Linked DNA regions of Mus musculus: all the other regions are linked to region 2. Evidence: chromatin loops called from intact Hi-C (ENCODE). Cell type or tissue: left cerebral cortex. All regions are shown on one strand. Region 1 has its middle 14 kb from the start of Olfr76. Region 2 holds the start of Dtx4 (deltex 4, E3 ubiquitin ligase). Region 3 holds the start of Zfp91 (zinc finger protein 91). Region 4 has its middle 23 kb from the start of Olfr76. Region 5 overlaps Pfpl (pore forming protein-like). Region 6 holds the start of n-TFgaa2 (a tRNA gene).

Evidence for each region. Peaks named below come from ENCODE experiments on the same cell type or tissue, not always from the same donor. Only the 100,000 strongest peaks of a DNase experiment are listed, where the experiment ranks them.
Region 1: a loop joins it to region 2, with 5 times the contacts of the local background. A loop is called at or near these places in 8 of 42 quality-filtered maps.
Region 3: a loop joins it to region 2, with 3 times the contacts of the local background. A loop is called at or near these places in 13 of 42 quality-filtered maps.
Region 4: it touches region 2 in a loop (4-fold over the local background); 8 of 42 quality-filtered maps call a loop at or near these places.
Region 5: a loop joins it to region 2, with 4 times the contacts of the local background. A loop is called at or near these places in 17 of 42 quality-filtered maps.
Region 6: a loop joins it to region 2, with 6 times the contacts of the local background. A loop is called at or near these places in 6 of 42 quality-filtered maps.

Annotation. Positions count from the first base shown.
Region 1 is chr19:12,132,289-12,136,288 of GRCm38, forward strand. No RefSeq gene overlaps it. Among named protein-coding and RNA genes, the nearest start is that of Olfr76, 14 kb to the left of the region's middle. In left cerebral cortex, a CTCF peak has its summit at 2,194 (motif pointing right); DNase peaks (open chromatin) are centred at 1,287 and 2,181.
Region 2 is chr19:12,500,118-12,504,117 of GRCm38, forward strand. It overlaps Dtx4 (deltex 4, E3 ubiquitin ligase), which reads right to left and starts at 1,879. Exons shown (of 9, transcript NM_172442.3): 1 at 890-1,879. The coding sequence starts at 1,100. In left cerebral cortex, CTCF peaks have their summits at 1,558 and 2,117 (motif pointing left); DNase peaks (open chromatin) are centred at 188, 951, 1,639 and 2,050; H3K4me3 peaks cover 2,266 bases; H3K27ac peaks cover 1,870 bases.
Region 3 is chr19:12,792,969-12,796,968 of GRCm38, forward strand. It overlaps Zfp91 (zinc finger protein 91), which reads right to left and starts at 3,155. Exons shown (of 11, transcript NM_053009.3): 1 at 2,016-3,155. The coding sequence starts at 2,365. It overlaps Gm44505 (predicted readthrough transcript (NMD candidate), 44505), which reads right to left and starts at 3,155. Exons shown (of 13, transcript NR_024093.1): 1 at 2,016-3,155. It also overlaps a transcript of Lpxn not described here. In left cerebral cortex, CTCF peaks have their summits at 1,898 (motif pointing right) and 2,902; DNase peaks (open chromatin) are centred at 1,899, 2,688, 3,259 and 3,728; H3K4me3 peaks cover 3,795 bases; H3K27ac peaks cover 2,653 bases.
Region 4 is chr19:12,141,614-12,145,613 of GRCm38, forward strand. No RefSeq gene overlaps it. Among named protein-coding and RNA genes, the nearest start is that of Olfr76, 23 kb to the left of the region's middle. In left cerebral cortex, no CTCF peak of the experiment used is centred here; a DNase peak (open chromatin) is centred at 1,934; H3K27ac peaks cover 1,756 bases.
Region 5 is chr19:12,430,870-12,434,869 of GRCm38, forward strand. It overlaps Pfpl (pore forming protein-like), which reads left to right. Exons shown (of 2, transcript NM_019540.2): 2 at 1-1,241. Among named protein-coding and RNA genes, the nearest start is that of Pfpl, 5.0 kb to the left of the region's middle. In left cerebral cortex, CTCF peaks have their summits at 2,340 (motif pointing right) and 2,539; a DNase peak (open chromatin) is centred at 2,385.
Region 6 is chr19:12,006,317-12,010,316 of GRCm38, forward strand. n-TFgaa2 (a tRNA gene) reads left to right here and starts at 2,229; the gene lies at 2,229-2,301. n-TKctt30 (a tRNA gene) reads right to left here and starts at 3,452; the gene lies at 3,380-3,452. In left cerebral cortex, CTCF peaks have their summits at 421 and 1,526 (motif pointing left); DNase peaks (open chromatin) are centred at 382, 1,001, 1,277, 1,512 and 3 more places; H3K4me3 peaks cover 1,110 bases; H3K27ac peaks cover 1,570 bases.

The DNA of each region.
Region 1 (4,000 bases), 370 kb before region 2:
AGGTGCGTGGTGATAAATGATAAGTTTTGCCAGTTAAAATTTCTTTAAGTCATGTTGTTTTTATTTTTCATTCATTTATTGTGATTTACTTCCTTATTTATATTGAAATATTTATGTTCTAGAAATGAAATTTATTTGATCTCAGCGAATAATTACTGACTATGCTGCTGAATTTAGTTTGTCTACACCTCACTGAAGACTGTAGGTTTTTGATATAACCCACTAGAAACTTGTAAGAAATTTTCTTTCTTGGTGCTCATTAAACAAAGCTGCTTATGATGGAGGTCCTATTTATGGCAAGCCTTGGAACACTAAGCAACTGCTGCACCTGACTATTATCATATTATCTGTGGTTACCGTAACTATTAGATGCCTTGAGTATTTCTAGAAATAATCATAACTTGGAGGTTTTAAACTTTCAGTCACATCCCAGTCATACAACTGTCTCCGTGGAGTCACTAAAAATGATTTTATTTCTTGTATATTAATAAGACTTAAAATCATAAGGAAACTTAATTGTGCATATCATAGAGCTTCTCAAGTGAAGTGTACAATATGAATCTCTGTCTGTCTCTGTCTCTGTCTCTGTCTCTGTCTCTGTCTCTGTCTCTCTCTCTCTCTCTCTCTCTGTCTCTGTCTCTGAGTATGTAGGTCAGAGGTTGATATCTGGCGCTTTCCTCAGTCACTCTCCATCTATGTTTTTGAGACAAGGTCTGTCACTGAGCCTGCAGCTCCCTGATATAATTGTACTGGTTGGCTAGTAAGTATCTAGGATAAACTTGACAATCTCCTGAGCTATGCCATATCTGACTTTAAAAATGTGGGTACTGGCAATCGAACTCAGGTTCTCATGTTTGTATGGCAAGTATTTTATCAGCTGACCTATAACCCAGTCCTTGATATACTTGGGGAAAAGACCGTGATCCTTAGAATGGAGGCATTTGGGTACACTCAAATGATTGGAAACTTCAGTGATTATGGTTCTATGTAGCCATGGAAACAGTACCTGTCTGAGGAAGATGCTTGCTTGATACATATGTTTTAAGTTCATATCAATTGATTGGTTTGCAAAGTCCTGTTGTTTTTATTTTTCATTCATTTATTGTGATTTACTTCCTTATTTATATTGAATATATTGATGTTCTAGAAATGAAATTTATTTGATCTCAGCGAATAATTACTGACTATGCTGCTGAATTTAGTTTAGTTCTGAAGATCCACCAAATTTAGCCAACATTGCTGCCAGCTCGTATCAGTATGTTCCAGGATGAGAGCAATGCATGAGTCTGAGGAAGATAAATTGTTTTTCTTAAGCTTGAATGATATTGCTAGACAGTTTTGGAGGTATCCTGGAGACTATATGGGCAACATACTGTAAAACTGTCATCAAGCAAGATATTCTACAGAATTAGATTGGGTAACAAATATTCTGGATTTTGAATTTACCATCTAGGAGTAAATGTAACACTGTTTACTGGATCAGATGGTGATCTATGTTCAATAGACCAAGATCTCCTCTGGAATAACTCAAAGCAAATAATCCAGTGTTTCATGAACAAGAACACTAACTTGAGTGTGTTGTGAGTGGTCTGTATGAAATATCTTTGAGGTGAAGAGGAAAGTCCCTTAGTTAATCGAGGATAGTTAAGGGAGGAAGAACCACAGTCTTTACAAAGCAGTGTGAGGGTGACAGTGGTAGGTGCTGTCATTGACCGGATGCTCTGATCTTGACACGAAGTTCAGTGTCAATGTCAAGCTTCCAGAGACAGAGTGAAGAAAGTTAACCCTTTAGGTAGCAGGAAACACAACCTGAGCCTGGTTCTTTTCAATCAGCTCTAAGCGTTTGCCATTTATCCATGTTGCTAATGAATATCACTATCTCACTCATTTTTGTCGCTGTATAGCTTTCTGTTGTGTGAATCCAATACTATTTGTTTAGTAATTCTGTCATGGAGAGACCCTGGTACAGTGTGTAGAGCACAGGATATATAGTGTGTTTGAGGGGGATTAGTAACCGCTAGGTGCTTGTCTTATGTAAGTGCCCTAAAGTGGAATATTTTAGAAAATTATTATTATTTGCAGTAATGGGTGTGTAATCAGGACCTTTTGCATACATACCAGGCTAGTGCTCTATCACTAAACACCATGGCCTTTTAAAGTTGTGTGCAATTTAGCCACACTTCCAATAGATGGCAGCAACATCTCATAGGGGCCTAACCTTGTAGGCCTTTGTGACGATAGTTTCTTGATAAAATTATCTTAGATAGGATCATGTTTGTTGGGTTGTTAGGTGTGTTCACTATAGCTGTTTAGCTCCAGCATAAAAATCTGAGATCATGAGTAATAGATAATAGAATAATGATAATAGAATAATTTTCCACAGTAAACTAGGAAATTGAATTCAGGTCCTGTGATTTCTAACCATGCTATACCATTCACACACACACACACACACACACACACACACACACGTATGTATGTGTGTGTATGTATGTATGTATGTATGTATTTATTTCAAGGTCCTCTAAAACTTTTAAATGAACCTTTGTATTAGATTTATTAGAGAAGTCTGATGCAAGACTTTGGACCTATGTTGGGTTGAAGTTTTTGCTAGTTTCCATGGAAGAAATGTAAGCTGAAATAACATTTCAAATTCTGTTATGAGAACAAGATGTTTTACTTGTACCTCTGTATTTCTCTATGGGATTTGTTTCAAATATGCTCATTAAAACAGCAATGCTAAACAAGCATAAAATCAGATCATATTTTAAGCGAATCTACCAGAGAATTCAATCCAGTGTACATCATATGCTAGGGAGATAAATTTGAGTTCAATTTTATATTATTTTCTTCTACTTTGATTTATAAATTCTATGTGGAATTTGTCTGCATATATTATTTGGTTTTGTATTTTTCTTTAGCTTTTTATTGATTCATTTTGAACTTCAAACCATATATCTCAATCCCACTTATCTTTCCTGTCCCCTTGGATCCACCCTCTGTCCTTACAACCTCCTCCTCCATTCCTTTTTCCCCCTTTTTTATTGGATATTTTCTTTATTTACATTTCATATGGGGCAACTCTGTAGAAGGACCAGCACTGTCAATTAACCTGGACCCCTGAGATCTCTCAGACACTTGAGCCACCTACACATATACAGCCGGGTCTGGGTTCAGTCAGAGAAGATGCACATAACCCTCAAGAGACTGGAGGCCCCAGGGAGTTTAGAGATCTGGTGGGGTTGGGGGTTGGGGGCTAGGGGCATCCCCATGGAGACACAGGGTGGAGAGGAGGTATGGGATGTGGAACAGTCAGGGGGTGCACTGGAAGGGGGATAAAATCTGGAGTGTAAAAAAACGATTAAACAAGAAGAAGGAATTAAAAACAATAAACAACCCCCAAACAAATCATAAAAACATCTTATTGTGGAAGCTGCAATGTGTAAGAGTATGTCTCACAGTATTCTCTTTTGTCCACACATCTTTATTGCCAATATTCATTGAAATGAGTCATGGGTCTGGTTCAAGGCCTGTGGCTTCTGCTACACTATCAATAATGGATCCTCAAAGGAACTTCTCTCAAACTTTCTGTTGCTGCCCTGTGTTATGAAGATCCTGCACGTTTGGATCTGCAGGACATGCCCCTTCAAGTGCTCCAGCACTGGATGTTGGGGTGGGCCAACTCAAAGTCCTGGATCTGGGTCTGAGTGGAAGCTGAGTTCTTCAGCTAACCAGTTCTCCTGTGGCCACACCACCAGGGCCAACTCTCCTGCTTTGCTTAGGTGAGGGGTGGGGCCAGATCTTCCAAGTACTGCAGCCAGTAAGGGGAGGTGCCAGCTCAACAACTCTTATGCCTCAGGGACAGCTTTCCCACACTGACCAGTTGAGGGATGAGGCCAGTTATCCTGCATCCCTGCCTCCCAGGGGCGGCTCTAGTCTTCTGGGAAGTGAGGGCCAGGGCCAGCACTCCCAAGCCTGGTTTTGTATTTTTTTTAATGTG
Region 2 (4,000 bases):
GAGGTCAGAGTGGTGGCTCCTGTTTGCTATTTTAAGCAAAAAACCTAAGGACAGTTTCTTCTTAGCCTTTCTTCTTCTCTTGCTGCCTCCCTCCGTCCCTCCTCCTCCTCCTCCTCCTCCTTCTCTATGGACAAAGGGAGCAGCTTCCCTGCCAGGCATTCCAGAGCCCAATCCTCCCGCCTCCTCTCTCCATCTGCTCTGGCCTGTTGCTTCAGTGCTTGGAGTGTACAAGCAGAGGCATCTGCGGATGCCACCACATCCAGGATGCTCCAGTCCTGGAACCCATGCTCCACTCTCTCCCAGTATTGTCCCAGCCCTTTCATACAATAGACAGTAATTGGAGACTGGGGATCCCTTTGCCTCCCCAAGTCTCTTACCCAGGAGCTGACAGTGGGAAGGCTGGGTCCCTAGAAGAGGGCCATATAGACATTAAAGTTGAAAGGGGGTGGGGGGTGGGGGCAAGTGTATGTTAGGCCCAAAGGTGCCTGAGGCAAAGCAGGGTGAACTGAGGTGTGAGCAAGTGTGAGCAGGTGTGAGCCAAGAGGTTCAAGTAATGTCTTGCTGAAGAGTCAGCATTTCTTGGGGGGTGGGAGGCGGTTTGCAAAACCCTAGAGTTCTTGCACAAACGGCTACTAGGGGCTGATGGGGGCATAAAGGGGTTCTCCTGCAGCTAGGCTGAGGCTGGGTTGTATAATCAAGACTCTTTAAACTACTTGCAAGGACATTTACTTGGAGGTGGTCTTGGAATCCTGTGAGGACCTAGGGAAGAGAAGCACCTGCCCTCAACACCTATAGCTGATACCAGTGAGCAAAGCTGGCCACTGGGTGGATCACAGCGGACCCACGAGGCGGGAGCTCCTGGGACAGACAAGAGATGTGAATGGCTCACCCGTGTCTTGGCGGAACTGGTTCATGGACTGCAGGTCGATGATGTAGGGCGCGAGCCGGCTGTCCACCTGGCCCAACACCACGCTGCCCCCGGCGCGGGGACCAGCGCGCACCACCGCCTCGATGTGGTGACTCACGGCTGGGCTGTAGGGACGCCAGCGGCCGTGTTCGTTCAGCCATTCCCACACCACCACTGCCGAGGCCAGGAGCATGGCGAGCCCGGGGTTGCGGCGCGGTGCTGCCCACCTCCCGGGCCCGGCCTTCTGCGCTTCCTCCGGCGCCGCCGCCTCCGGGTCTCAACCGCGCCCCCCGGTCTGCGCCCCACCGCTGCGGGAAGCCTCAGCTGCGGCCCATGGGGGAGTCCGCAGCCGCGTAGGCACTGGGACACGGACCCCGGAGCTGCCCGTCTCCGACTGCGCTCCGCCGGGCTCCGCCGCCTCTGCCGCTGCTCCGAGGGGTCCAGCGGCTTCATGCAAAGGCCCGGCCCTGCGCACTCGCCGCCCCGCCTTGCAAAGCCACCCGGGGGCGCGCGGCCCGAGCGCGACGCTGCACCCGCCTCGCACCAGTTGCGCCTCGGGCTCCGCGGGCGCCCGCGTGGATCGCGCCGCACGGTCACGCCCTCCGCCCTCTCTCCGCTTCGAGTAAGCCGACCGCGGTGGCACAGCTCCCCCTCCCTGCGGCTCGGCTCAGTGGCCTCCAGGAGGAGTCGCCCCTCCCGGGCAGAGCGCCAAGGCGAGCTCGCGCCCGCGGAGGCTTCCCTGGTCCCCCAGTCTCGAGAGCACGCGCGCCATCCCGGTCCCAGCTGCCACTGCCAGGACCCAACTTTGCAGCCTGTTCAAATATGGAACTGTCTGTCTGTCTGTTTTCAGCTCAGCACCGGCCGTGTCCGCGGCGTGAGCTCAGAGGCTCGCATCTCCCTACAGCTCGTGCATGCATACGCATTCTCTCTCTCTCTCTCTCTCTCTCTCTCTCTCTCTCTCTCTCTCTCTCTGTCACACACACATACATCCACACCCACACACGCACGCAACACCCCCCACCCACACACACACACACACAGGAATTGCCCCACGCTCTCCTTGTTCTGTCCGTTATTACCTCATCCTCGTCTGCACCGTTCCCTAGCTGTCCATCAAAGATGCAAAAGCCACGCCCCATGGCCACTAGCACCAGCGATCTAGAGCTTCCATGCCCCCTGCTGGTCCAAATCCTCAAGTGCAGGTCAAAGGCCACACACTTGTGACCATCGAGAGCCAGTGCCAAGGGTTCCCTGCGTTTACATAGAGAGAAAAGAAGTTCTTGCTGTCCAATTTTTCTGTTAGAAGACACAAGGTAGACTAATTCATCCTGCAGTGTCTATGTAAATAAAACCATGAGACAGCAGAACAAACGCAAGCTAGACTCGCTCATTTTGATCATCAATGGCTAAAGAGGAAAGTAATATAAAGTGGGTTCTGACTAAGGGGATTGAAGCCTGTATTGCACATTATTGCTTGGCATGGTACATCACACGGGCAACTTCCACACTTGAGAAGCAAGAAGATGGAGAATTTCATGCCACATATCCAGACCAGGTCTCCAAACGAATTAAGTTAGACATTTTAAAGAGAATTATGTATTAACCTTGTCAGAAAACACACACTTTGTTTCTCCGTGGGTGGAACTGCACAATGAATCCGTTCTGACAAAGTGAAGCTGGAATTTGGAGCAATCTTATATTGGTAATGAGATTGTTAATCTTTTTTGGAATGGCTTTTCCATAGTTTCATGTGCTCCTTTTATATTTGAGGAGACAAACAGAAAACCGCTCCTAAGCAGATAAACTAGAAATTTCCAGATAGAGGAAACTTAAACTGGGGAAAGGTGTGGGTGGGTATTAAGAAATATTTAACTGTCTGCTTGCAGGACAAACAGGAAGTAGAAAGAACTAACGTTTACTTTCTGACCATTCTCTTTTGCACTCCGTCTTCTTGTGTCTACCACGATAACACGGCAGGGTAGTATAGTAGAAGTGAAATGAATGACAACACAGGAAAACATTTGCGCCTGGGTAACTTGTTAGAGAGAGTGAATATATAGTAATTAGTTGTGAGTCTGAACAGGTGAGAGGGTGCGCCAGAGAACCTGACAGCTTCTGGAACAGGCAGAAGCACAGAGGCGCTGAGGCAGCACCCTGTGTGGGCCGGGGACAGCTGGCCACCTTCCGGACCGGAGGACAGGTGCCCACCCGGCAGGGGAGGCGGCCTAAGCCACAGCAGCAGCGGTCGCCATCTTGGTCCTGGGACTCCAAGGAACTTAGGAATTTAGTCTGCTTAGGTGAGAGTCTGTACCACCTGGGAACTGCCAAAGCAACACAGTGTCTGAGAAAGGTCCTGTTTTGGGCCTTCTTCTTCGGCCAGGAGGAGGTCCAAATACAAGATATCTGCGCACCTTCCCTGTAAGAGAGCTTGCCAGCAGAGAGTGCTCTGAGCACTGAAACTCAGAGGAGAGAATCTGTCTCCCAGGTCTGCTGATAGACGGTAACAGAATCACCAGAAGAACAATCTCTAAACAGAGTCAACTATAACTACTAACTCCAGAGATTACCAGATGGCGAAAGGTAAACGGAGGAATCTTACTAACAGGAACCAAGACCACTCACCATCACCAGAACCCAGCACACCCACTTCGCCCAGTCCAGGGAACCCCAACACACCTGAGAACCTAGACCTAGATTTAAAAGCATATCTCATGATGATGGTAGAGGACATCAAGAAGGACTTTAATAAATCACTTAAAGAAATACAGGAGAACACTGCTAAAGAGTTACAAGTCCTTAAAGAAAAACAGGAAAACACAATCAAACAGGTAGAAGTCCTTACAGAAAAAGAGGAAAAAACATACAAACAGGTGATGGAAATGAACAAAACCATACTAGACCTAAAAAGGGAAGTAGACACAATAAAGAAAACTCAAAGCGAGGCAACACTAGAGATAGAAACCCTAGGAAAGAAATCTGGAACCATAGATTTGAGCATCAGCAACAGAATACAAGAGATGGAAGAGAGAATCTCAGGTGCAGAAGATTCCATAGAGAACATCGGCACAACAATCAAAGAAAATGGAAAATGCA
Region 3 (4,000 bases), 290 kb after region 2:
ATCAAGGTCAGAGTTCAGTAAACTGACACTCAAAACTGCATGTCTCAAAGGATAAATAGAATATGAATTTAAAAAATGTGTTGTCAAAGAACATCTGCAAACCAAATGAGTACTAATCAATGTTTCCTTCAAGGTCCTTGAAGACAAGGCCAGATCTAATTCAGCCTTCTACACCCTAGAGGAGTAACAGTACTAGCCCTAGTTACTTTTCAAACAACGACTGCAAAGCTGGAATGTATGTGTTGACATCTCTCTGATTTGTGGGCCACTGAATAAGTGAAATGTGCAAGAAAAACAATGAAAGTTAATTTTTAAGAATCTGATAAAATGGTATAATTGTAAATACATGAGCAAGGGATAAGTCTGAAAGCAAACGGAGGTAGAGATCACCATAACTATAGTACTAGACGAAAAGGAACATTAAGACTGCTTCTTCCTCTTCACAAGAAAAACAGTGATCAAAAGACTAATCCAAGTAATCATATTCATCCAAAATCAACTGTTTCTACCATTGCATTATAAGACTCAAGGTCCATTAGCACTTCCTACGATGTAGGGAAAAGTTAAACACTATTCTAGGTATAATTTCACTTGATTCAGATGTACTTAACTCTCAAGTGGCAGGTTTATGTAAGGTAATATAAAACCACAACACTACAAAATATATACAAAAACACCACTATAAAGTACTCCTGCCTCTGTTAGGCTATCACTCCTCAAAATAACAAGTTGAATTTATTATTTTAGTGTGTAAGACATTGTGTGGTTTATTTAACACACACAAACTCAGGCCATAGAGGTAATTCCCCATATAACTGTGTACAGAGGACACATAGGTTAAAAGATTTTGCCTAAGGAATTTATGCCCAATTAAGATTAATGGTTTACATATTTTCAAGTTTGTGAGATTAAATACATTAAGATTTTTGTAAAAATGTACATACAGCAGTTACAACTTTCAATTCAGCTTAAAAATTTGTAAGGACAGTTTTACTCTCCACAGAACTATAGTTCCCAAGTTTTCTTAAAGAAGTTAACTTCCTTAAGTCACATTCAAAACCCGGGAAAACACTTGTAGCAAAATATGATACACTTGGATTTTATTCCTGAAGTGTCTCATGCAACTGTTCTAAGTCATAGATTTAATTCTGGAGCAAGCTTGTTTTTAAGCTTTAAAAATTTTCTAGGTCTAAGGTAAGCCAAGCCCTTGCACTGTCTCTACTGGAAGGTTGAAGGTTATCTGAAACCGAAATTCCTGTTCTTTGATTTTCTGTCTTTTTCTTACTTGTAAATCAAGTGACATAATACTCTTAAACAGTGAATAACTAATCTGATTAAAACGTGTAACTTATAAACTCATGTACTTAATTATTCTTAAGCATTACTCTAATGAGCAATTTAAAATATTTTTGCTCCTGGCCATCTGTTAAGGGCCTCTAATTAGTTCAAAGTAGTAATTCAGATCAATGTAATTTTAAGAATAAGTACCTACGTTAAAATATCCGCATAAAGAAAAAGTTTATATACTAGTAAAAAGAACTACACATCTAGTTTAGTTGTAGAAAATACTTGTAATTTGCACAACGGTGTTTTCCTCTGACGACCAGACTATTTAGAAGGGCGAGGAAGGCTACTTTCTAAGTGGCTCGAATGCTAAGTTAAGAACAGGTAAAAACACTCTTCAGGGCTAGTATGGTGCGGCTGATTTCCTAACGGGGATGTGATGTAACACTGGAAGCGATAGGCTGACAAAGGGGGTGCAGAAGCCAGAGTGAGGACCGAGCAGGCGGGAGGCAGAGGGCGTGCAGCCTGCACTGGGCGACTTCGGGCGTGGGCTGGCGGCCACAGGCAGTGAAGCAGCCGGAGCCCGGCCGCCAGCGGCGTGACATCTGGCGTGCCGAGCCGGCAGGGGGCAGAGCAAGCAGGGTGTCACGTGGAGCGGGCGCTACGGGAGCCGGGAGGGGAGAGAGAACTAGAGGGGGGTCTTCCCCAACGCTTCAAAGACTGTTACTCACTGGAGTCGCGGACTCTTCTTGCCCTGAGCAGGAGACGGGGGCTTCGCGGCCGCGGGCTGATGCCCTGGGCCGTCGGGAGGCCTGTTGCTGGGGCTGCTCCTCCGCCGGCGGGGATACTCGGCCTTTCTCCGGCGGGACACAGCGGCAGCGGCGGCGGCGGCGGCCGCAGCGGTCCGGCCGCGGTCCCGACCTCCCCTCAGCACGCGGCTGCTCGCGGTCTCTGCAGGCGCCGCCGGCGCCGCCGCCGCGCCGGGCCGGAGCTCCTCCGAAGCCGCGTCGGCCGCCGCTGCTGGGCCCCCTTCCTGGTCCTGCTGCTCCGGGGATCGCGGCTCCTCCGTCTCCCCCGGCATCGGGGCTCGTCCGTCCCCCACCCCTGCGTCCCAGGCGGTGGAGGCGGCGGCGCCCGCGGCGCAGCTCCCCCCGCCCCCCTCGGCTCCCGGAGCGTCCGGCTCCCTCACTCCGGAGCGCCTCTCTCCCCCCCGCCCCTCCGCCCGTTCCGAGGGCGCCCCCCCCCACCCGCCCCCTGCCACTCAAGCCAGCGACCGCCGGCGGCGCGCACGCGCGCACCCGGACGGACACGCAGCGGGCCAATCGGAGGGGAGGATCGGCCCCCCTGGCCCGGCCCCTCGCGGTCTCACACGCAGCAGCGCACTCGGTGCCCTCCCCCACCCCTTCCTCCAACCAATCAGGAAACGGCTCCGAGGGAGAGCGCGAGGTTTCCTTGCCCGCGCGCCCGTTCTCACCGTTAAACGGCTGCGTCTCGCGACAATCCCAAAGTGACCTTTCTCCCCCCCCACTTTGGAGTTCGGCTCAAGCTAGGGGCGGTGGGAGGGGCAGGGCTGGCGAGGGCGGAGGCGAGGACAAAACGCACCGTTCTCAGCCGCGCGCGCACCCCCCTGCCGGCTGCGCGCGCACCTGCCTCCCGGAGGCGCCGCTGTCCCCTCAAGGGTTCTTACTAGCCTAAGAAGTAGCCTGGACGTTATCCCGCCTCCACCCAGACCCCCACCTTCCTGCTCTGGCCTTTCTGTCCCCAGCGCCGCCAGCTCTCGAGGGGAGAAGTGGTAAATTATTTGAGTTGCAGCTTCTCCTTTAAGAAAAAAAAGGCCCTGTCCGTTGCCGGATGAAAGTCTCTGAAAAAATGGCGGCGATAGGATAGAGGCGGGGCCGAGGGGACAGCGCGGGATAGTCGTGAGGCGCACGCGCAGGGCCAACTTCGCCGAGGGCACTCTGGGAGACGTAGTCCTATTTACTCTGCGCTTCCAGAGAAATCATGGGAAACTAGAGGCAGAGGGAAGGCTGGGAGCGTCTATCTGAGGTCTGAGATTACGTTTTAGCGAGGCATTGCTTCCGGGTTAGGTCGCGACGCCTGCGTACAACTGGCAAAAATATTGAGCCAATTACAGGCTAGGGGTCCCTGGGAGAGAATCCTACTTCTTTTAATCTTTTTTTGTGTAAGTGCTCCGAAGTGCCCTCGTCATAGTCTTTACTTACTTCGGTCTGGTCATTTGACGCCTCCTCTGCGACCTGTTAGCTACGCTCCTTTTTATTCCTCCATCTTGTGTTGAGCCTCTCACTTGTGAAGCCCAGGAGGTTAGGGACTCGTTCTGCGTCTGTCAACTTAATTTTAATAAAACGTGTAGGACGAAGTGTAAAGTTGTTTCCTGGTAGGGATGGGGCGCCACGGAATTGCCGTTGGCTGTGGTGCTGGAGCTGGAGAGCCGGTTAGCGTGACTCACTGATTTTTTTGTGGATAAGTTAGCTGTCGCTCACGTTCTCCACCCCGAGGCTGAATGCCTTTGCGGTCTGTAGATGTTTCTGCGGCACAGGAAACACAGTCATAATAGCAGCTCTGACTAGCGTTTACAGCTAAGTACCTTCCTGATGGGGAAAGGGGGCTTTCCAATCGTTCAAACCGCAACTGGTGGTAATGCAGCCTCTTATACGTTTGTATGCATTTCTTTCCCTCTTAAACATTGTTTGCATTC
Region 4 (4,000 bases), 360 kb before region 2:
AGAAGCTAGACTTCAGAAAAACACATAACCCTATTAAAAATGGGGTACAGAGCTAAACAAAGAATTCCCAACTGAGGAATATGGAATGGCTGAGAAGCACCTAAAGAAATGGTCAACATCCTTAGTCATCAGAGAAATGTAAATTAAAACAACCCTGGGATTCTACCTCACACCAGTCAGAATGGCTGAGATAAAAAACTCAGGTGACAGCAGATGCTGGCGAGGGTGTGGAGAAAGAGGAACACTCCTCCATTGCTGATGGGATTGCAAGCTGGTACAACCACTCTGGAAATCAGTTTGGCAGTTCCTCAGAAAAGTGGACATAGTACTATCTGAGAACCCAGCAATACCACTCCTGAGCATACACACAGAAGATGCTTCAACATGTAAGAAGGACACATGCTCCACTATGTTTATAGCAGCCTTATTTATAATAGCCAGAAGCTGGAATGAACCCAAATATCCCTCAACAGAGGAATGGATACAGAAATGTGTAAATGTGGTACATTTACACAATGGAGCTATTAAAAACAATGAATTTATGAAATTCTTAGGCAAATGGATGGAACTAGAAAATATCATCCTGAGTCTAGAGACTGCCCCACCTGCAGATCCATCCCATATACAGTCACCAAACCCAGACACTATTGTGGATGCCAAGAAGTGCTTGCTGACAGGAGCCTGATATAGCTGTGTCCAAGGGGCTCTGCCAGTGCCTGAAAAATACAGAGGTGGATGCTCTCAGCCCACCATTGGACTGAGCACAGGGTCCCCAATAGAGGAGCTAGAGAAAGGATCCAAGGAGCTGAAGGGGTTTGCAGCCCCGTAGGAGGAACAACAATATGAATCAACCAGTACCCCCATAGCTCTCAGGGAGTAAACTACTAATCAAAGAGTACACATGGAGGTACCCATGGCTCCAGCCACATATGTAGCAGAGAATGGCCTTGTTGGTCATCAATGGGAGGAGAGGCCCTTGGTCCTGTGAAGGCTCAATGCCCCAGTGTAGTGGAATGCCAGGACTGGGAAGCAGGAGTAGGTGGGTTAGTGAGCAGGGAGAGGGTGGAAGGGATGGGGATTTTTGGAGGGGAAACCAGGAAAGGGGATAACATTTGAATTGTAAGTAAAGAAAATATCTAATAAAAAAGAAATATAAATAAACTAAATAAATAAAAGATAGAAATAAAAAAAAGGGCATGCACCAACACACCAGGGTTTCCACCTCCTTTTTCCAAATAATCTATATATTTTTCTGTTTTTCTTTACATTCACTCCAGTTTGATGAGCACATATCCTTTGATTTGCCAACTTTCAAGATGGAAATTAACCTTAAGTTCTCCTAATGCCAAAAGCCACTGAAATAACACAGCCACAAATTACTTAACCCTTTCAGTAAAGCATACCACATGCTTTGGGGCTCCGTGGAATTGCTGTCATGCTCTCCCAACAACCTGTAGCTGCCTTCTGGCGAACCAAATTTGTAAAGATAAAATTTTAATCAAAATCTCTATTGTGTGGTCAGGCACATATTTTATCGGCAATGCAGGCCTTCTTTTTGTATTGAGAATACAGAAAGTACTTTTGTGCTTGCTCAATTATCAAAGAAGCTCAATAAATATTCCTTGTAGTGAAAAACTGGAGTGAATCAAAACTAGAGCTGGTTTACAACAATCATAGGTTAGGCTTCCCTGGACTACTGTGTTTATTAATGGGCAAATAAGCAGACACACATTAGAATGTTTGGGAGACCATAGGAAGCATTTTAGAGCTGTTCAAAATAGGACAAGCCACAACTCTTTCTTCTAAAGAGGGCCTGAGAGTGGAGGCTGAAATTCACTTCAGAAAAACCACTTTAGCACAGGGTGTGTTCTCATTTTTTCAGCCTCCCCAAATCTTTCCCAGATGGACTGGAACTAATTAAGTTCAGAATAGATGCTTGCATGAGCTTTGATGCCTGTGTTAGCTGCCAGCAAAGAACAAAACTGCAGAAATTTGCAATTGCACCAGGGCTACAATTCTCCATCTGTTGAGGGAAACACACAGACAGACAAATTACAAATGAAGCTATTTGGGGAGAAAGGAATCAAAGCTAAGTAGACGATGTGTGTCAGGGCCTGGTGGGACCAGCTAGAGGGCTAAGGAAGGTCAATGTCCTGGGACATGAGACTCCAGTTCCTCCCTAAAACTATTCCTTTTTGTCTGTCCTCAAATACCCACCCTTTTTGATATCAATGCATTATTTATAGGTTGGTGAATCGGCAGATTCCCTTGGGTTTGGTCAAAGAAACTTTTTTTTTTTTTCACTACAGTATCCTTAATATGCATTTTTATCTACCTACTTACGCCAGTTTCATGGATATATAGAATTTGGTAGGCACCTGGTTGCTGTTCCCATGATTTAACCATTACCCCTAATGCTTTGTAGTATACATGATCACACACATTGATCAAATGTGGCCAATCTATGGCTTATGAGACACAAGGGGCTGAGGACAGTTGTTAATTTGGTCCAACACAAAATCATATACTCACTCAAAATACTCTGAGATCCGTTTGCTACTGGTATTGTAATTTGAATGCTTGGTTCTTCAGTGGGAACCTTGTAGATGACCACGTTAAGCTGCATTGTCAAAGGCTGGACACACCTGAAGGGCACACTGCAGTGCATGGGCTCTCATGAGACCTGTAATCTATGCTCCAAGATTGATAGTTTTCCATCTTTAGTCTTTTTTTTTTCCATTTTTTATTAGGTATTTCGCTCATTTACATTTGCAATGCTATACCAAAAGTCCCCCATAGCCACCCACCCCCTCTCCCCTACCCACCCACTCCCCTTTTATGGCCCTGGCGTTCCCCTGTACTGGGGCATATAAAGTTTGCGTGTCCAATGGGCCTCTCTTTCCAGTGATGGCCGACTAGGCCATCTCTTGATGCATATGCAGCTAGAGTCAAGAGCTCCGGGGTACTGGTTAGTTCATAATGTTGTTCCACCTATAGGGTTGCAGATCCCTTTAGCTTCTTTGGTACTTTCTCTAGCTCCTTCATTGGGGGCCATGTGATCCATCCAATAGCCGACTGTGAGCATCCACTTCTATGTTTGCTAGGCCCAGGCATACTCTGACAAGAGACAGCTATATCAGGGTCCTTTCAGCATAATCTTGCTAGTGTATGCAATGGTGTCAGCATTTGGAAGCTGATTATGGGATGGATCCCCGGATATGCTAGTGTCTACATGGTCCATCCTTTTATCTCAGCTCCAAACTTTGTCTCTGTAACTCCTTCCAAGGGTGTTTTGTTCCCACTTCTAAGGAGGGGCATAGTGTTCACACTTCAGTCTTCATTTTTCTTGAGTTTCATGTGTTTAGGAAATTGTATCTTATATCTTGGGTATCTTAGGTTTTGGGCTAATATCCACTTATCAGTGAGTACATATTGTGTGAGTTCCTTTGTGAATGTGTTACCTCACTCAGGATGATGCCCTCCAGGTCCGCTGATGTATAGCTCAGCACAAAATGGGACTTGCTGACGAGAGAGAGAGAGAGAGAGAGAGAGAGAGAGAGAGAGAGAGAGAGAGAGAGAGAGAGAACGGACTACTGCACATGCGCATTTTCACTCAGTACACACACACACACACACACACACATTTTTAATTGCAGAAAATTGGAGAAATGTAGTGCTCACTTTTTTTCTGTGATCACTCCACATAAAGGAGTGCTTTACGAACCTGTGTTCATAGAACATATAAAACTGAACAAGAGAAACCATCCTGAATAGCTGATGCTTTCTATACCCCCGCGCATTATATATGCACAACTTTCCTTGACTCCTAGTGTCTCATCTTTGTAAACATAAGCCAACTGTTTATATCGGAACTTCATCTCTTTAATTCTTCTTCTAACACGGGCAAGACCCATGTTCTCAGTACAGTTCCCTGGCCCCTCTTCCCACAAGCACAGGAATAGCCACAGTCACTCCGATCATGGCTTGGAACTTTTACAAA
Region 5 (4,000 bases), 69 kb before region 2:
TTCCAATTTGTGAGCAGAACACTTTGCCTTCCCTGTATCTTGTTTTGTATTTTAGCCTCTTAAAGACAACCCAAACTCTGAGAACATGCAGATGGTCCAGTTCAACCAGTGTTGTGGAGACTCCAAAACTCTGTACTGATGACTGCGTCATCTCCCTGTGTGCCTGAAGGGCACAGAGTTCAGAACAAGTCCACTTTCTGTCTGCTGCACAGTTAGAATTTACCTTGTTCAACCTACTTTTAGAGCAATTTTAACTTGTGAACTTCCCATGCAATGTCCAAGGCAAAAGGGTGGTGGGGAACTGGAAATAAATCAAGAAATGTAAAAACTGAAGAGGACTCCGATGTTTTAGGAACTTGCTGGTTTCTTTTAGCCAACTGATGTCTACCTTTGAGCTCATCATATAGTGGACAGGGAAAGGGACTGTTGTTGAGATGGATCAATTATTATGGTTTAGTTTTCCATGTTACCAAAAGTATAACCCTTTCTCTTTCTGCAACTAGCACTCACCCTTAATGTCTTCCCATCAGAAGTGTGAATACAGATACAAAGTCACATGAATAGATACACCCTTATTACAGCAAGAAGTATTTATTTTCCTAGAAGTGAAAGATGTCAAAATCAATATAATCCCACATTTAACTATTATTTTCTCCCTAAAACTAATGCCAAACAGAAGACATCATGTCCTGTCCATTTAGGTTTGCTTGTTTTCACTGCTACAAAGAGGGCTGATGTGATAAAAAGTTGCATCATTAAGTTAGCTGGAACAGACACCCAAAATCACCTGTGACATGCATTTCAGATCCAGGATGGCTTCCATGGGGCATCCAGCAGGCTGCATGACTGACACCTGGCAATAGCTGGGTTTTGCTCAATTTTTATATCTAAGAATTTAATTCTTTACAACATGAAAATTCCTCTACAGCTGCTTTAGAAATTATGTATCTATTTACCATAGCACATCATCAGTGAGCTATCTTCTATGAAAAACGATGTGTTCTCTCCTTTATGCTAACAATCAAGGGCTTGTGCACATAGTAGACCCTCCTGAAGAGCTCCATGTGTCTCAGCCTCTGGGATTAGGGGAAAAATTATTCATTTGTTTTCAGCTGAGATGTGGAGAGGAGTGAATAGCTGAGTTTGAAGTCTGCCCTACTGGCTATCCACCCAAGGGGTTGATTGTATATGCTCTTCACAAAACCTGCCTTTTTCAGTATTAAAATGTTCAGTATTAAGACATTTTTCTCTGTGGTCTGTGGGTCTGAGTGAATTTTGTATGTTCAGCCAAGCTAATGACTTTTTCTAAAGTACTAATTTTCCTTTGTAAATTCTTTAAGGATTATTGAGTCTGCCAAGCATAGCACAGCAGGAGGCCCCTAGACCTTTAAGAAACAAATGTCCCAATGAGACAAAAGTATTTCACTAACTTATATTCCTAAAAATGCATAAACATTTACTAAAATGTGTATCCTATAACCTTCTGTCTGAGGGCCATCTGTATGAAATCAGAATTTGAGGGCTTCTGGTTCACACTCAAGCTCCCTCACAGAAGTCAGGTCCAGATCCCTGAGTGGGGCTCCTGGGCTCTGCTGGGTCCTGAATTCCTATGGTTGGTGCCTGTGGCTAGATGAGGCCTGGCTTATGAGAAAGCCACGTTCTGTAGTATATAAGAGATTAAGACAGAGTTTGGTGGTAATTGAACCTTTTCATTTCTTTCTTATTCTTGCTCCCTTATCTATGTTAAAGTGATTAATATTAAACATTTACTTGAAGGGGGAAAATTGTCTGCAAATGAGTTAAGCAGGTACTACATTGTAATCACAAGCAAAGCCACTTTCAAGAAGTTAACCTTCAGGATGAGAGATGGCTCAGCAATTGAAAGCACTTGCTGCCCTCTGGGGTTGTATTTGTAATACCCATACAACAGCTCACGACCCTCTGAAACTCCAGTTCCAGGGGATCTAATGTAGGCAAAACACTCATAAACATAAAATCAAGATAACTAAATATTAAGATCAAAGAAGTTAATAGTCATGGTTTTCAAGATAACTATTCTCTCACAAGTTCACACATGCTCTGTGGTCTGTCTCTTTAGAAGAAACCTAGGGGTCAAACTAGGTCAAATGTGTGGGTAGAACAGATGTGGGAATTTTTAGAAAATAAAAAAGGGGGTTTCTCTTTAGTTAGTTGGATTGAGGTTGTCCACAGATTGTGGAAATAATCCATATGCTTCTGAGACAGGTGCCAAAACACTTCTACAAAAGGACCTTAGGAGTAATAACTGTTCATTTGTACTTTATTATTCTGCACATACACCTCATGATCACCAGGGGGCGATTTCCTCCCACAGAACAACACCAACAACTTCAAATCACAGCAGCCACAAACACAGCTCTGACATCCAGACATTCGCCAGCCAAGAGACATTTCCCCCAGCAACTCTCATTCAGATGCTGTTAGCAACAGCTAAGCACAGGGGGCAGTAATTGTTTCTTATGCTGGGTGGATCTGTTCTCCATGCTTTATGCTGTTGTATATCAATCTACTCCTAGATAAAAACATTCCATCTTGGAGGGACACTTCTTAAGACACAGACTGTTCTAAGGGGAAATTAAACATTCCATCATGTAGGTCATACTCCATGGCTGCAGAAAGTCAGGGCAGGAACTGAAGGCAGGAATCTGGAGGTAAGAAGTGAAGCAGAGGTCTTGGAAGAACACTGCTTAGCGGTACAGTGCCTATGGCTTCCTCAGCCTGCTTTCTTATATAACCCAGGACTAAAAGTCCAGGGATGGTACCACATCAATGTGAACCCTCTCACAATAACCATTGATCAAGTAAGCACCCTTCAGGCTTGTCCACAGGTCAATCTGTTGGGTTCATTTTTTTTTAAGTTATGTTCCCTCTTGACAAATGACTTTTGCTTGTGTCAAGTTGGGGAAAAAAAAAAAAAAAAAAAAAAAACCTAACCAAGACACTCCCTAAGCTTAGGAAATAATCAACTCAAAGGCTTCAGGAAGTCCCTGAAATTGATCAGTGTGCAGGTTTGAATGAAAGTGACCCTCCATATAGGATGTATGGCCTTGTTGGAGTACATGCAATCTTGTTGGAGGAAGTGTATCAATGAGGGTGGGCTTTGAGGTTTCAAATGTTCAGGTTGGTCCAGTGTCTCTCTTCTTTCTGTCTTTGATCTGGATATAGAACTCTCCACTTCTTCAGCACTATGTGTATGTGCATGCCACCATGTTTCCCACCATGATGACAATGGACTTAGCCTTTGTAAGACAGCCTCAATAAAAATGTTTACGTTTGTACAAGTTGGTAATGCCATCTCCCACAGCAATAAAATCTTAACTAAGACAACTAGGTACACTAGGCTCTACTCTCAGCAAGCATATACAAGCAGTAAGAACTGCTGAGATGCCTGGAAGAAGCAGCGATCATCAGTTACCTGGAAGAGGTTCTTATCACCTGAGCTCCAGGTGTCTAACTTCTGTGAGTTGCCACCCATGTTAGGGTAGGTCATTGGTGACACAGCAGTCTTTGTGTCACTTCTGATTCTTTAAGTAATTCCTCGCCCATATTACTTTAAGAAAACAAAAGCAAACAAATAAAAGTTCATTGGCTCACCAACATGGATTTTGGTGGTATCCATACTTGGTTGTTATTTGGGAAGAGTAGAAATTTATTCTCACTTTTCCTGAAATATTGTTACACAACATAAGCACAAAGCAGAGAAAGAGCAAGGTATATAGATTTGACCATCTATAAAATCACAGAGAGGTCTGAATCTTCAAAAAGGAGAGGGGAATGAAAACACAGAGGCACAGATATACCACAAAGCTTTTCAAGGGATCAGCATCCCACAAGGTGTGTCTCCAACTCCATTTGCTACCCCTGGAGTCTCATGGAGGGAGAACATGGCTGCTGGTGTTGAGACTGTGAAAGCCAGAGGACCAACCTCTTCTTGGCCCAGGGGAGCACATTAGGGCTTCTC
Region 6 (4,000 bases), 490 kb before region 2:
TTTGTCCTACCCCGTCCTCAGGGAAAAAAAAATGCTTCTCTGGGAACTGAAACCCCACGTAGAGCAGCTTGCCTCTTCACACCAGGTCCAACTTCTCCTGTTATGAAAAGTGCTCCTGATTACTGGGAGATGGTGAAGCCGAGGTAGAGATGTCTGTTAGTGGGAAAAGGGGGCACTTAAGGGCTGGTACAAATCTAAGAGTCAGGGCACGTCCACGTCAAATTCATACAGTCTCATCCATTTTCCTGCAGGATTTTTAAGAACTTGGCTTGTAAGCACAATAAGTTTGCAAGCCCTGAGGTGAAATAGTTTTCCCTGGGAGGAGAAGACACCGCTTGTTTAATGCAGATTGAGTCTTCCTTGATTCAGGTGGGCTGTGAATGAAGCCGACCTCCTCAATGCGAACAGAATGAGACAGGCGCCCTCTAAGGACAGCAGAGATGGAGGTGGAACTCGAGAGTGAGGCCGGGTCTTCACCTGGCTCACAAGGACGCTTCACGCAGGGTCCACACCGATCCCGCAATGACCGCCTCGTCCTCACTGACAGCCTCCTCAGAAGTAAAGGAACAGTTATCTTGCCTTCCTGTGATAACTAAACGAGCTTAGTAGAATCCACAGGAAAGCTGGTGTTATGTGATAATTACTAAGAGCTTTTACTCTAGTGATGAAATGCAGTTCAATCCAATCCAAATAAAACAAAAACATATACCGAAACGGATGTTTCAAAGAAGCATGGACACTCAAAATCACAGGCCTATGGCCCCAAGACTTGGTTGGTTGGTATTTGCTAAAGGAATGGCTCTCTGGTCACTCATCCAAGGAAGAGGGGACAGCAGGGTGAGATTGGGCTCTCTGAAAGTCACCATGATCGGATTCTGGGGGAAGAGACATTCATTGACTTCAGTTCTGTAGCCACCAAGGCACCCACTAAGTTGTAAGAGTTCTATGTCCCTGGTCACACAGACCAGGTCTCAAAACCGGCAACCAAACCGAAACACAAAACAACAAACTCAGAATACATGAATGTGGGAGAGAGATTAACTGGTGGGCTGGGAGGGAGACCTGAGAGGCTAAGGGGGTTACAACAATCAGAATGCAGTTCATATATATGTGAAACCCAAAGTACATATCCAACTAGAGTTGTACAAAGTCATTATCATCGCTCCTCACTCTCATCCTTTTCAGGACAGGCTGATGCAGAGCACTGACTGCTTCCCTTTTACTTTCCTGCTGCCTCCTTTCAGCTATAGTTTGCATGCGCCCTTCGCTCGAAGTTGACAAATTAAACACTGAAGTTTATCGCGACCCTGACCTTTTAGGCCTCGGGCAAATTTGGGTGATTGAGAGCAAATTGGTTACTGCGTTTAAGAATTATGATCACCCCCAAGACCTGACACTGTTACGGAGGCTATGGAGCACTCACAAAACGGGACCTAGCATGAAAGCCTTGCGAAAGACCCAACAAGCAGCTGAAAGAATCAGATGCAAATATTTGCACCCAACCAATGGACAGAAGCTGCTGCCCCCCTGTGGTTGAATCAGGAGAAAGATGGACGAAGCTGAGGAGGAGGGCGACCCGGTAGGAGGACCAGCAGTTTCAATAAACCTGGACCCCTGAGATCTCTCAGATACTGGACCACCAACCAGGCAGCATATACCAGCTGATATGAGGCCTCCACCACATATACAGTAGAGGACTGCTGGGTCTGGGCTTAGTCAGAGAAGATGCACCTAACCCTCAGGAGACTGGAGGCCCCAGGGAGTTTAGAGGTCTGGTGGGGTGGAGGTGGGGGTGGCGGGGGTGGGGGTGAGGACATCCTCATGGAGACAGGGGAGCGGGGAGGAGGTATGGGAAGTGGGCCGGGAAAAGAATAAAATCTGGAGTTTAAAATTAAAAAAAGAAAAAAAAAAAGAAAAAGAATTATGAGCAAGTCGACCTTCCAGCACACGTTGAGGGATGAATGGGACCGTGAGACCAAGCTATACACACTAGGTACTCTTTGGGACCCTGGATAAGGGTAGAGAAAGGGTAGAAACTAAACGAAGGTAACCCAGGACACACCTTGACCTGACAGGAATTAATTTTGTTACTGTTCTTAAAATTGCAGAACTAAAAATAGTACACCTTTAAAAATAAAATTAAAAATTCAAAAATTGGAGGTGAAGTGACCTGAATTTTTTTTAACTTTAAATTTGCTTTAGAGTGGGGACGGGGGCTTATTATCTGTGCTGAAATAGCTCAGTTGGGAGAGCGTTAGACTGAAGATCTAAAGGTCCCTGGTTCGATCCCGGGTTTCAGCAAAGTTTTATTTTGTTATTTCTGTCTTTTGTTATTTCCTTCCCAGTACAATAGCCATCCTTGTGAAGACACAAAGATTCTCTTTGGAAAGAGAGGCAAAGAAACATAGGATCCTAGCTGGGATACATGGCTCAAAATCTTACACGGTGGAAGCTGACACGTCGACAGAGTATTATGGCAAACCAAAAACCGATTGCATCAAAGTTCACCCCAGGGAACCAATGAACTTATTAGGGTTATTTAGAGATCTTGGATGAGGGTTATGGGCAGGAGCATGGGTGACCCCCAAAGCAGTCGCATTGCTTGGAACCCAGCCTGGCTCCTCAATGGCCCTGTAATGTGGAGCCCGTTCCACTAATCTCTTCCAGCTGTATGCTCTATCTTCTTTCTGAAGTCATTCGCAGAGTTGTATATAACCGATGGGGTGGGGTGATTGGAAATTCAAAGATCCCTGCCTCCTTTTCTAGGAGAACAACAGTCAGCAAGTTCAGCTGTGATGAGATATAGTTGAACTCACGAAGATGGTGGCAACTTGGCTCGGGAGATATGCCCATACAACACATGCCTGCTGCACCAGCTGACCTCTTGGGTCTGTTCCCCCAATCGCCACCTTATGTTGTCCCTTTGCTAAGCTTTCAAGTTTCAATGACAGGTTTGAAGCTAGTCCTGGAAGTATTTGCCTACACAGCCAAGTCTCTTGCTAAGTCGGGGCCCATCAGAGAGCACAGGAAATCTGGCTAAGAACGTAGTCCTAAGTGGAGACTATACATTCTGTGTCTTCATTTGAAATACAGATTTAGTAGCCTAGTTCCCAAGCTTCGCCTTTAATAAGAGGCATCAGGAGACATTCTTCGAGACTACTGATGTACAGTGTTTTCTGGTTGTATACCTACAGATGTTTTGAATACAAAAATCTCACACAATGTCATGTAACAACCACTTTCCAAGCAAAACCCAGCCGCATGACGTCTGTACTCATTCTTATAAATTGCCCCCTTCAAATAAGGGTAGGTTGGGTCTATATTGAAGGTCTTTCACTTATTTAGTCATACCGGAAATACAGGAGCCTAAAACAACTTCCGCCCGAACAGGGACTTGAACCCTGGACCCTCAGATTAAAAGTCTGATGCTCTACCGACTGAGCTATCCGGGCTCTTAGCGAGTCCTTTCTTCAAAGTCTATCCACAGTTAAAATTAGGCCTAGAGTCCTAATTCTTTCCAAGTAGTTGAAAACCTTTAGTCTTTACTACTAAAAAAAAAAAAAAAAAAAAAAAAATCACGATAAGCAGTTATGGTGAAATCAAGTATATCTTTCTCCTCTCTCATCATATGTAGCCTATAAAGATTACAGTTACTGGAGGTTTCTATTTTGTGCATTTCACGAGAGGAACGCCCCATATTTTGTACCCTATGGTCAGGCCTCCTGAGCTGTTGGAGACATTTTTTTTTTTTTTTTTTTTTTTCTGATTCCGGGTTTTTTGTTTGTTTGGCACGCTAGAGCGCCTTGTGGGTGTATAGCTTGAACTGAGGTTTGCATTCGACATTTCTTGAGCGTACACTGAGTTCAGGATCTCGGCAAGCTTGTGAGGCTTGGTCCTGTGTAGGGTCGAACCGACCGCCTTCCCTAGCCCCCAGTCGCGCTCTGAGGGACGATCGCAGGTATTAGATAACCGCAAACGAGTTAGGCACTTCTTACAAAGA